Linked DNA regions of Homo sapiens: region 2 is linked to region 1. Evidence: chromatin loops called from intact Hi-C (ENCODE). Cell type or tissue: CD4-positive, alpha-beta T cell. All regions are shown on one strand. Each heading gives the region's core, and the rest is flanking DNA. Links, peaks and the distances in the headings are about the cores only.

Evidence for each region. Peaks named below come from ENCODE experiments on the same cell type or tissue, not always from the same donor. Only the 100,000 strongest peaks of a DNase experiment are listed, where the experiment ranks them.
Region 2: it touches region 1 in a loop (5-fold over the local background); 2 of 110 quality-filtered maps call a loop at or near these places.

Annotation. Positions count from the first base shown.
Region 1 is chr10:102,242,509-102,247,881 of GRCh38, reverse strand. It overlaps GBF1 (golgi brefeldin A resistant guanine nucleotide exchange factor 1), which reads right to left and starts at 2,350. Exons shown (of 40, transcript NM_001377137.1): 1 at 2,101-2,350. RefSeq lists enhancers at 1,893-2,342, 2,543-2,602. In CD4-positive, alpha-beta T cell, for the core only: no CTCF peak of the experiment used is centred there; a DNase peak (open chromatin) is centred at 2,511; H3K4me3 peaks cover 2,406 bases; H3K27ac peaks cover 757 bases; H3K27me3 peaks cover 395 bases.
Region 2 is chr10:101,838,113-101,843,454 of GRCh38, reverse strand. All of the region lies in intron 1 of KCNIP2 (potassium voltage-gated channel interacting protein 2), which reads left to right. Among named protein-coding and RNA genes, the nearest start is that of KCNIP2, 3.0 kb to the left of the region's middle. RefSeq lists an enhancer at 1-143 and a silencer at 3,429-3,618. In CD4-positive, alpha-beta T cell, for the core only: a CTCF peak has its summit at 2,576 (motif pointing left); DNase peaks (open chromatin) are centred at 244, 2,104, 2,604, 3,564 and 2 weaker places; H3K4me3 peaks cover 1,868 bases.

The DNA.
Region 1 (5,373 bases), core at 165-5,164:
TGGTGCCCAGCTACTGAGGAGATATGTCTATAGCCTGAGTTCCCACTGTGCCAATGAGCATCACTGTCAAGACTGGAACATACTGTCTACAAACACCATTAAAAAGAAGCTCAAATACAAGCTTGGGACTTGTATTTGAAGGATGAATTTTCTGATTTGTGGGTAGGAGTGGGAATTATTCCTATCTAGAAAATTATTCCTATCTAGAAATGACATTTAGGATTAAAAAAAAGAAAGAGAGAGAAAGAGAAAACGTTTTGATGCCTCTATAGTCACCCTTAGGCTCAACTGAGGATGACTGGATCCTGGATTGATCACACTGCCTACCCAGAGACTAGATTGCCTGTTATGCAAAGCATATCAACTCAACAGGGCAATGGCCCAAGTGAGCAAGGCAGGATCATCAAACCTGGGTACCTCCTGAGGTATGTCATTTCATTTGCTGCGTTCAACTACTTTCTTGGGGGCGGGGAGAGGGGAGGAATTCTACAACTTAGATCAGCAAGTTAAAATGCAAATAGTTTCCTGTACCATTTCCATCTAAATCAACACAGGTGAAGCATAAATAATGCCATCCCCCTTCTCCCAACACACACAAAAATTTCAATTTCATAAGGACGAAGGTAGGAAGGGAAAAGGGAAATTATGAAATTTCAATTTCATAAGGACAAAGGTAGGAAAAATTGAGTTAGTCATTCCAAGATCCTAAATAGTTTTCTCTTCTGACACTATGAGGTTTTGATCCTCCTTGTTACTACCTCATCATGCAAAAGTGCAAAGTGTTCCTGACTGCCAGGGCCAAAAGCAGGCCACAAGTCCTGATCACATACTGAAACTAATCCCAGATAGAGATAACGTTTATTGAGTGCCCACTACATACCAAAAGGTATTAGGTTGATCCTGCTCTTAACCTACTACATGCTCTAGCTAGGCCACTGCACATACATGCTACTACTTTTAAGAAGTGCATTAACTGAGCAGTCCCAAAGCAGACCTTTCCATTTGTATCCTCCACAGGGCCTAGAGTGCCTTTTATACCTGAATTAATGCACAAGTTTCCACATTGTGCATTAAAAAACACCATCTACACTATTCCTTATTTCTAAAAGCATTCGTTACCCTTGGTGGACTTTTATAGCTTTACAACACAGCAGTTTATCAAAGGTCATCACAGTGCCATAAACTACTCTCTAGGGTTATGTTCCATCATTCACTCTGGGGCTCTGACCCTACAATTGGCTGAAAATCTCTCATGACTCTTTTTGCCCACTAAACATAATAGGCCGACAATACCAAACTTTGCCAGTATTCAAATATCTCTCTCTGCTGTCAGTCAAATATGTCATAATAGAGTGGTTTCCTTATGATTAAGCCTCATCTCCTTAGTGAAGATCTGAGAGAAAAATGTCAACAAAAACATACACTACAAAAGAATGCCTGTGAAAGATTGTATAAAGGAACAAACAGGCCCAGAAGATAAGTATAGTGTTTACATACAGACCCAGACTGGCAGCTGAGCTGTCCTGTAAGAGGGAAGCCTTCTCATAGCCCAGTTCCCTGCGCTGCTATAACCTCAAGCCTTCCACACGTCCCTCTGCTGACAACCTGATTCTAGGGTGCACTAGTTCATCATTATTAATGAAGCAGTTCCTTTGTATTAGTGAGGCAATCACAAAGAAGTAGACGCTGTACAGAATCTAGAGAGACTTTCACATCTAAAGTCTGAAAACCCATAAAAGTAGACACAATGCTCCTTAGGTTTGCTTTCAGCTTTTGAGTACTGGGCTCTTCAGGATGCAGAAAGCGCTGGAAAGGAGAAGCTAAATACTAGGTCAAGCCTGGGAAAACAGAAGATTTGGGCACCTGCAAAGGATCAGTAATGAGAGCAGAAATCGCCCCTCCTGCGGCAGAGGCATGACCTTTGCCCCTGCATACCTCCCTGTTCCCTCCCACAACAACCCTTCCCTCGTCTTATTCCTGTCCGCTGCGTCCTTAGCCCACCTTGGCTCGCCCAATTTAAGGGCCCTTCCCACTAATTCCCTATTGCGATGTCAGGGCGGCCTTCACGACACCGGAACTCTAGGAAGAGACTTCGCTGACCTGTCAGCGGATCCAAAATGGCGGGGCCTAGTCCCAGGACCGGCAGCCGCTGCTCATGTCCAGCCCGCACCCCGGAGGCGTCTCCGAGCAGCTCTCCCGGCTCTGGTAGCAGATGGGAGAAGAGAAGGAGCCTGTTTCCTGGAAATTGAGGCCGAAGTCAGGGTGGGACTGCACAGTCCGCCAGGATGAGTCGTCCGGGACGGGCAGTAGAGCCGGGTACCTTCCCTGTCAGCTCACTGACGTGGTAACTAGCCTCAGTCTAGCCCGCTGCCTGGTAACTGCGCGAGCCCTGCCGCGCGCAGCCAATCATAGCTTTGCACCGTGAAAAGTAGCATTCCGACTATCCAATCGAATAAAGGAAATTGGCTTCAGGAGGCGGGTAGTGCCTAAAGAAGCGCGATTACAAGGGAAAGAAAGGGTATGTTAGGGGACAACCAACGGATACGAGTACTCTCTGAGTGACAGTTTAAAAAACCAATAAAAAATGAGGAACTGGGCTGGGCGGCTAGAGAGGTGGAGTTAGGTAGAGTTCGGTTGCAGTGCGCGGTTTGGCAGTGGCTGCTGGGCATTATGGGGAAAAAGGCTACAATTGGCTGGAAAGGGGCGGGGTCCGCTTTGAGAACTTGAGCGGGCATCCCTACTCCCCTGTCCACGTATTATCAAAGTTACCTGGGCCAAGACCATGCCCCTTGAGGAATCACTCCTTTTCGAGGCAGCTCTGGGCTCCCTTCATTCTAAAAACAAGTCCAGCGATCTATTCCACACCCTGCTCTCCTCGCCCTCTTGTCCACCTTCCCTGTCGTGGCTTCTCACAGTTATGTCTGTCACGTCCCAACTCTGTTTCAGCGTCCTCTGCCCCACTCCCATCATCCAGAAATAGAGAAAATGGGACGTAGCAGAAGCCCTGGATATCTAATTTAAGTCTCTTCATTTTACATTATAGGAAACAGCCCCAGGGTGGAAGGCTGGGCCCATGTTCACATAATTAGTAAATAGCAGAGCAGAGAGACGAACCCCTGGGTCTCCTCACCCCCAGGCCAACTCTTTTCATCGCCTTTTGTCACCTCTTATGCCTTAGTATATCGGGCTTTGACTCCCGGTCTGCCTTTCATACCAAGCCTTTGACGGGCCTTATCCACCAGGCTAAATACGCAGCTTAGCCCACCTCATCAGTGATAGGAAACAGAAGTCTTTCTTGTTTGCCTTAGAAACGCTAAGGGGCCTGAGGGTTGGATGCCCACCTGTTTTCACTGTCTTGCCCCCAGCTGCCTCCTCCCCTTGCAAGAGATGATAGAGGTTACTAAGCTATTTAGAATTACCTGTATTACCTGGAAGTGAGAATGCGTGAGAAGAGGACAAGAGGATGGGTTTTCTCCTAGGAGACTGAATCATGAAATTCCCAGCCTATTTGGGACACTAGAGCCCCAGTGTCCCTGCAGACCTGGAGAAGCTGCTGGGAGGCAGTGAAAAAAAAATACCTAATTCTTTCCATACATCCTCCCAATTATGGACGACCCAAGTCCAGGGAAGCTCTATAACTAACCACATAGGAAAGTAGTCTCAAAACCAGACATCCAAAGACCATCCGTGTGCTACGATGCGCTATTTTTTTGTTTTGTTTTGTTTTTTTGTCTTTTGTTTGTTTGTTTGTTTTGAGAGAGTCTTGCTTTGTCATCCAGGATGGAGTGCAGTGCTGTGATCTTGGCTCACTGCAACCTCCACCTCCTGGGTTCAAGTGATTCTCCTGCCTCAGCCTCCCAAGTAGCTGGGATTACAGGCATCTGCCACCACACCAGGCTAATTTTTGTATTTTTAGTAGAGATGGGGTTTCACCATGTTGGACAGGCTGGTCTCGAACTCCTGACCTCAGGTGATCCACCCGCCTCAGCCTCCCAAAGTGTTGAGATTACAGGTGTGAGCCACCACACCTGGCCACGATGCTCTAGTGTAAAGCACCCATCAGATATCAGACGTGAAGAACCCCTCAGTAACTTCCTACACCTGCACATTGGGCTTCTGGTCGGTGGGTCCAGCTGAGGATCTAGCCTCTATCACCCAAAGAGAGTCAGGGAAAGAGGATATACCATCATAGCACCTCTTTCCACATTACCTCAAAGCCATTTTCCTCTTCATTTGAAAACTGAGAGTTGGTGTCCTGGGCCTGTCTCAGATTGAGAGGTCCTGGAAAGCCGATTGGAAAATCCTCTAAGTGGGCCAAAAATTTCTGCTCGCCAATATCTACTTCTACATACCTCCAGAAATTCATCATTCTAAAAGCATGTGATTGTGCAATAGAGATGGGGAGGAGAGAGATGACAATTCCCTAGTCCCTCCTAACCACTAATCATCATCTTACCAGGCAGAACATCTTCCTCATAGATTTCAGTGTGACATTTATTGAGATTCTACATTATGCCTGGGAATAACAGACATGGTCCTTACCCTCCTAAATTTTATTATCATAGCAGACAACACATAAGCTGATCCCTTCAATATGGTGGGTGGTGTAATAGAAGGTATACACTGAGGGTCATGAGAGCAAGGGGCTAAACTGAGAGTTCAGAAAAGGCTTCCCAGAGAAAATAAGACTTGAGTGGAACATTGGAGGAGTAGGAATTGACAATATAAAGATGGGTTACTTTCACAGGAAGGGCCAGAGGTGTGCAGGACACTACTAGGAAATTGGAGATGAAGACAAGGTCAGGTCCTGAAGGTCTTGTATGCCAGGCTAGGGAGCTTGACCTTTATCCTAAGGGCAATGGGAGTCACTGAACAGTCAAGACATGACTGCTCAGATTTGCCTTAGGGGCATATTGTGTGACTGGGCTTAGGCTCTTTTTTTTTTTTTTTTTTGAGACAGAGTCTTGCTCTGTCGCCCAGTCTGGAGTGCAGTGGCGCGATCTCAGCTCACTGCAAGCTCTGCCTCCTGGGTTCACGCCATTCTTCTTCCTCAGCCTCCCCAGTAGCTGAGACTACAGGCACCCGCCACCAAGCCCGGCTAATTTTTTGTATTTTTTAGTAGAGATGGGGTTTCACCGTGTTAGCCAGGGTGGTCTCAATCTCCTGACCTTGTGATCCGCCCGCCTCGGCCTCCCAAAGTGCTGGGATTACAGGCATGAGCCACAGTGTTTGGCCTGGGCTTAGGCTCTTCGGAGCACCCAAGCAACATAGCCTAACTGGGAGAAGAGAAGGAGCCTGTTTCCTGGAAATTGAGGCCTAAGTCAGAGAGGGCCGAAGTCACAGTCTGCCAGGATGTTCCTTGGTCATCTGTCC
Region 2 (5,342 bases), core at 1-5,000, 400 kb after region 1:
CCATTCCTCCAGACCCTTCCGCCTCTCCGACCCCGGCCTGGCCCGCACCCACACTCTGCCCCATTCCCAGGCACTCTTATGGCCGGTCTGGGCGGCAGGACACTGGGGGTTCAAAGCCTTGGGTCCCGCAGGGGTTGGGGAGGAACAGAAGAGGCAGGTGTGGAGAGGCAGCAGGTGTGGGCGTATGTGACACAGGGCTGAGAGGGTGTCTGGAGTGGGAGGTGTTACGTGCGTGAGCACCTGTCATTCTGTGTGTGTGTGTGTGTGTGCGCGCGCACCTCCCACAGCTGGTTGCCATGTGCCCTGGGCTTGGTGACAGCTAGGGTGAGTGTGATTGTATGTGGCAGTGCAATTGTATGGTCTCGTCAGATGTTTGAGTTTGCGTAGGACCCTGGTTGTACTGATGAAGTTGTTTTGACCATGTGTCTCTATGTGCAACGATGTGTTGTGAGTGTGTAATTCTGTATGAAGTGGTGTGTAACTACCAGAATGTGTCAGGGCTCTACTTTAGGGTGGCTTGTCTCTTTGTAAGCCTTCATGACCATAAGCCCTCTGGGCAAGAATTTGTTAAAGTAGGTTGTGTTGTGTTTTGTGGTTGTGAGATTAGTGTTCAGTGCTAGTTGTGTACTTTCATGTGGTGATGTCTGCAGCGGGGCTCTGTGAGTGTCTATGACGTGTCTCATCCCTGCTGCCTCTCTGGCTTCCTGGTACAGATAGGGGTCTTTAGTACACCCCACTCCTTCACCAATTTTTCCACAAATAGCCCAGGTGGACCCAAGGAGGGACTTTAGTGTTCAGCTGCCCAGTCTGGTTTCCAAGAGACCTTATGGCTCCAGCACCTGGCCCCTGTAGGGAGGCTTTAGTTAGTGCTGGGTCAGCCCTCTCTCCCCACACCAAATCATGTACTGAGATTATTCTTACAACTGAATCCTTCAACCCCCAACAAACCTTTCAGAACTTCACTCAAACCCCAGGAAAACACATCCTCTTCCTTCCCCTCCAGAGACAGAGCTAGAAGCTCTAGGCCTGGGAAGTGCCATGTGGTGTCCTGCATGTCCACCAAACCACTTGGCTGCCCGGGCATCCTCTCTTTCCCACATGGGGAGGTATGTGAGGCCAGTACATCTGTGCATGTGCATGTTCCTGGGTTTGGTAGGAAGAGCCATGTGTTTGTGTAGGTGACTGTGTCACCCTGGGTACATTTCCATGTATGTGTTTGTGTCTCTCATTGTGCAGCCTGCTCTAGAAAGCCAGCAGAGTGGGAGGAGGGAGGCTGTCTCCCTGAGGCCAAAACAAAGCTGGGGAGGTGGAGGGAGGCCATGATCCTTGTCCTTCCTGAGGGGAGTGAGATTGAGACCTGGGAAGGGGGAGGGGACTAGGATGAGGTGCCTTGAGCATGTGTCTTCCCCCATCCCCCATCACTGTCCCTAGGGAGGCCCTAGTCAGGATCAGGGGAGCCACTCAGGCTGGCCCCAGATGAGAGACCATGCCAGATGTGCCTCAGAGCTGGATGGAATCCAAAGGACCCACTGTCCAGCTCTTCCATGAATTCTGTTCCCATCACCAGCTTAGGATTCTTGAGAGTAGTAAGGGCCTAGGGGCCTTCAATAGTATCACATTAGTCAGTGTTTGCTTCCAGCTTTAATGGGTTCTCACCCTTAGTGAAACCATCCCTTCCCCACTTGGCTATTTGAATGAGATTGGGTGGGGGAAGCATTTGTATTTGGAGATGCCCTGCCCCAGTTCAGTCAGGAATGGAAGTGTACCAGCTATGTGACTTTTGTTCTCTTGGCCTCACCTTTCTCATCTGTAAAAGGGAATGTTACTTCCTGCCTGCCTGCCTACCTCCCAAGGAAAATGGAAAGGTCAAATGTTGACAAGTATCAAGAATTGTGGTCCGGGTCTACAGCAGCCTAGCTGTAGATAGCTCCACACACGACTTGGAAAGTAGAAATAGGACTACCAGGAGCTCTCCTCTCGAAGGGCGGCTTATTTTATAGCGGGAGACAAATCGGGTTGGGACGCCAGTGTCAACGAAGACTCCCGGGCGGGCGGGCGGCGCTGAGCTCTGAGCGCTGAGAGATGCCTAAGCTGAAGCATGAAGGGGAGTCGTTGTCCGCGGTGCTGAAGCGCGCGCCAGGCTTCGCCTCCCCTTCCCTGCAGTTGGGATTCCTGGGATCGGATTTAGGGTAGTCTGCAGCTCCCGTCTTCCCGGCCCATCAGGCTTGCAGGGAAGCAGCTGGAAAGTTACACCTCAGGGCATCCTGGGTACCTCCGAACATTTTACTTCCCCACTCCCACCCCAAGCTCAAAAGGGAGCTGGGAGAGACTCTTTAGGAAAACAAAACAAAACAAAAAACAGTCCGAGCCCCGCCCGGACCCCTGTCTAATCCCTCAGGTCTTCCCAGCCCGGCGGGGCCGCTGGGCAGTGCGGTTCCGAGGGGAAAGGCCGCGTTTAGCAGCGGCCCTGTCTGAGCGGAAGAGAGAAAGGCCAAGAGAAGATGCGGAGAGGGTTGGAGCCTGGCTGGCTAGCCCTGAGCTCGGTCCCCCGACTGGGATCTCAGTGGAGTCCCTCCGGCCCTGAGTATTGTTGCCGGGGCGGGGGCGCCCCCGTGTGGCTGCGAGGAGCCATGCGCACGGAGCTGCTTTGCGGTGGGGATAGTCGCCGTCAAGTGGACAAGATTTGCCCAGAGTTAGGAGGTCATTCTCACCACTTAAATGTAGGGTTTTCAACCAATCATGCGGGATCCCAGTCGAAAGAGCGGGACTATATCTCTCCCGTAGGCTTTCCCAGGAATTTTAAGGCGTTAGAGAGTCCTGGAAGTGTTTACTTGGGGTCTAACCTGATAGAGATGAGTCCGGAGTCCAGGAAAGGGGCGCAGCGGGACCGAAGTGGGGGGGGGGTGCGGGGGGGGCTCTTCTCGAAGCATTCGGCTGTAGCCAGCGTATGGTGGTAGTCTGTGAACCTGCCGCACCGAGACAAACACAAATAGAAACAGTTATGAGAGCAAGGAATTTGGAGCCAGGAGACAGAAGGCAGTGGGGCACAACTCTGCTGCCTCTTCTTTGCCACCCCAATACACTGGCCTCTTTCTCCTTCCTCCTGGCTTTCTTCCATTGGCCCAGGAAGTGTGGGGAGTTGCCATGACAACTCTGTCCTCTTACCCCTTCGGCTCTTTATGCCAAAATGGTGGGGGCGGGGTGCAGGGTGCGGGGAGGAGTGCGACAGGCGGAGAAAGGGGGGCTGAAAGGGGGCAATAAAAGATACGGTTCATTCCCCATCCAGCTCTTTTCTCAAAACCCACATGTGCCTGCCTGGCCTCCCCGCCAGAACCCAGAAAAATGCTCCCTGAGAAGGCTGAGTCCGCGCCGCCCCTCCCCGCCACCCCCCCCCCCCGTCCAGGAACTTTGGGGGCGGCTGCTTCACATGATGGGGCCAGGGTGAGCTCCTCTCGTGCGGCCAGGAGAACATGGGAAGGCTCCAGGGTTTCGATCCTATGCCTGCCGGGCCGGCCCTCCCGCGCCGCCCACGCGGGCCTACCCGGGTGAGGGCGGAGACCGGACCGCCCCGGGGCCTGGGGGTGGAGCTTAGACGCCGAGCTCGCCGCCAAACCATGAACCGATGCCCCCGCAGGTGCCGGAGCCCGCTGGGGCAGGCAGCGCGATCCCTCTACCAGCTGGTGACTGGGTCGCTGTCCCCAGGTATGATGAGGAAGGGAAGGGAGGGGCAGGATCCTTCAAAAAGTGAGCGAAGTGGGTTAGGAGCTCCGCAGAGGTAGGGAGGGAAGGGCCCCTCAAATAGATGGAGGGAGCAACATCCCTCCAAGGAAAGGGCTTCCAAGACGAGATCCTGGACAGAAGCGGAGCAGGGGATGGGCCTCCTTACTGAGCAGGAGGAAGACAGCGCTCTTCAAAGAGGAAAGGAGAGGGGCATCAAGGTCCCTCACAATGGTGGAGGGGGCGGGGCTTCTCACCGAAGGCAGAGGAGGGGGCCTTAACTGAGGGGCAGGGCGCCTCCCAGGGATGAAAGGAGGAGGCCTGCAGCAGAGCAGGGAAAAAGTTCAGTCCTTTCCTGCATTTCTTGGCTGAAGGGGTCTTAAGATGAAGGGTTCAGTGTCCAGAAGGAAAAAACCCTGAGATGGGCCTAGACCAACATGAACTCAGCTAGCAAGTTCATACATGACATGGGACTGATAGACTTGTGTGGCTTAAGGATTGTATGTCTCTGTTTTCTCTCTCTCTGGGAGTGTGTATTAATGGGATTGTGCATTACTAAGTTGTGCATCACTGGGCTATGTATGGCTGAGTCTGTGTCTCCCTGGGGTTGTGATCACTGGGATTCTGTGACACTGAGACTGTGTGTACCTGGAGTTCTGTACTTTAGGACTGGGTTGAGGGTTCCTGAGCCTCTAAGTTGGTTGTGTAGCCTTCGTGAGGTTGTACCTTGGTGTGAAATTTGTGGAGTGTATGAGGTGTGGATTGTTGAGTATCCCACGGCACTGCTGAGGTGTATGCACATCTCCACTTGCATTTCCTTATGACTGCTTGGGCAGGGCCCATAGAACGCAACGTCTCCTCTGTACCTGACCTCAAACAGACCAAAACAACCTGGTCCTGTGGCATTCTGAGATCTGTCATTTTCTGGCTCTCTCCATGGGTATCCACTTGAGCCCCTGGAGTATAGATAGGGCCTGTGGCCTCTCCTTGCCATCTGTCCCCCAAAAGGAGGGTAGATGGATGGTCCTGAGCCAGAACCATACCTGGAAATCTTCTGGGGAGCATACAACCTCCAAGCCCCCTGCTTGGGCCTGTCTCCAGTGACAGATGGCTGGAGCCAGGCAGGGCCAGCTCTCAGTCATTGCAGGCATGACTTCCAGGACCCAAAATAGCCCCAACGTCTAGGGAGGTCATTAATCACTCGATGCAGCTGGGGGCTGCAGTGTCTTTGGCCTAGCTGGGAATGGTGTGGGTCTGGGGGACTGAGAGAAGGGCTTTGAGGTCTTCACTGGCTGGGTTAACAGTGGCGGTGGGGGGTGGGACAAAGCTAAACTGGGGAAGGTGGGACAGTTGCATAGAGTGGGTTCCCCCACAAGGCAGTGTTACTCACATTTGAACTGGGGGAGATAAATAAATAAATGATAGGAATATCTCTGTGGTAAGATTTGAGGGATCTGGGGAAGGCCCACCTCATGCCTCGAGATGGTTTTCCCTTGAGTTCCCACTCTGCCAAATTGCTTCCACAGAGATTTTACTTTGAGTGAAGAGCTAAATTCGTGGCACAGGGATGCTTGGGGAGGATGGATCTGGCAAGTTTCTCACTGAACCCGAGGACTTGAGAAGTC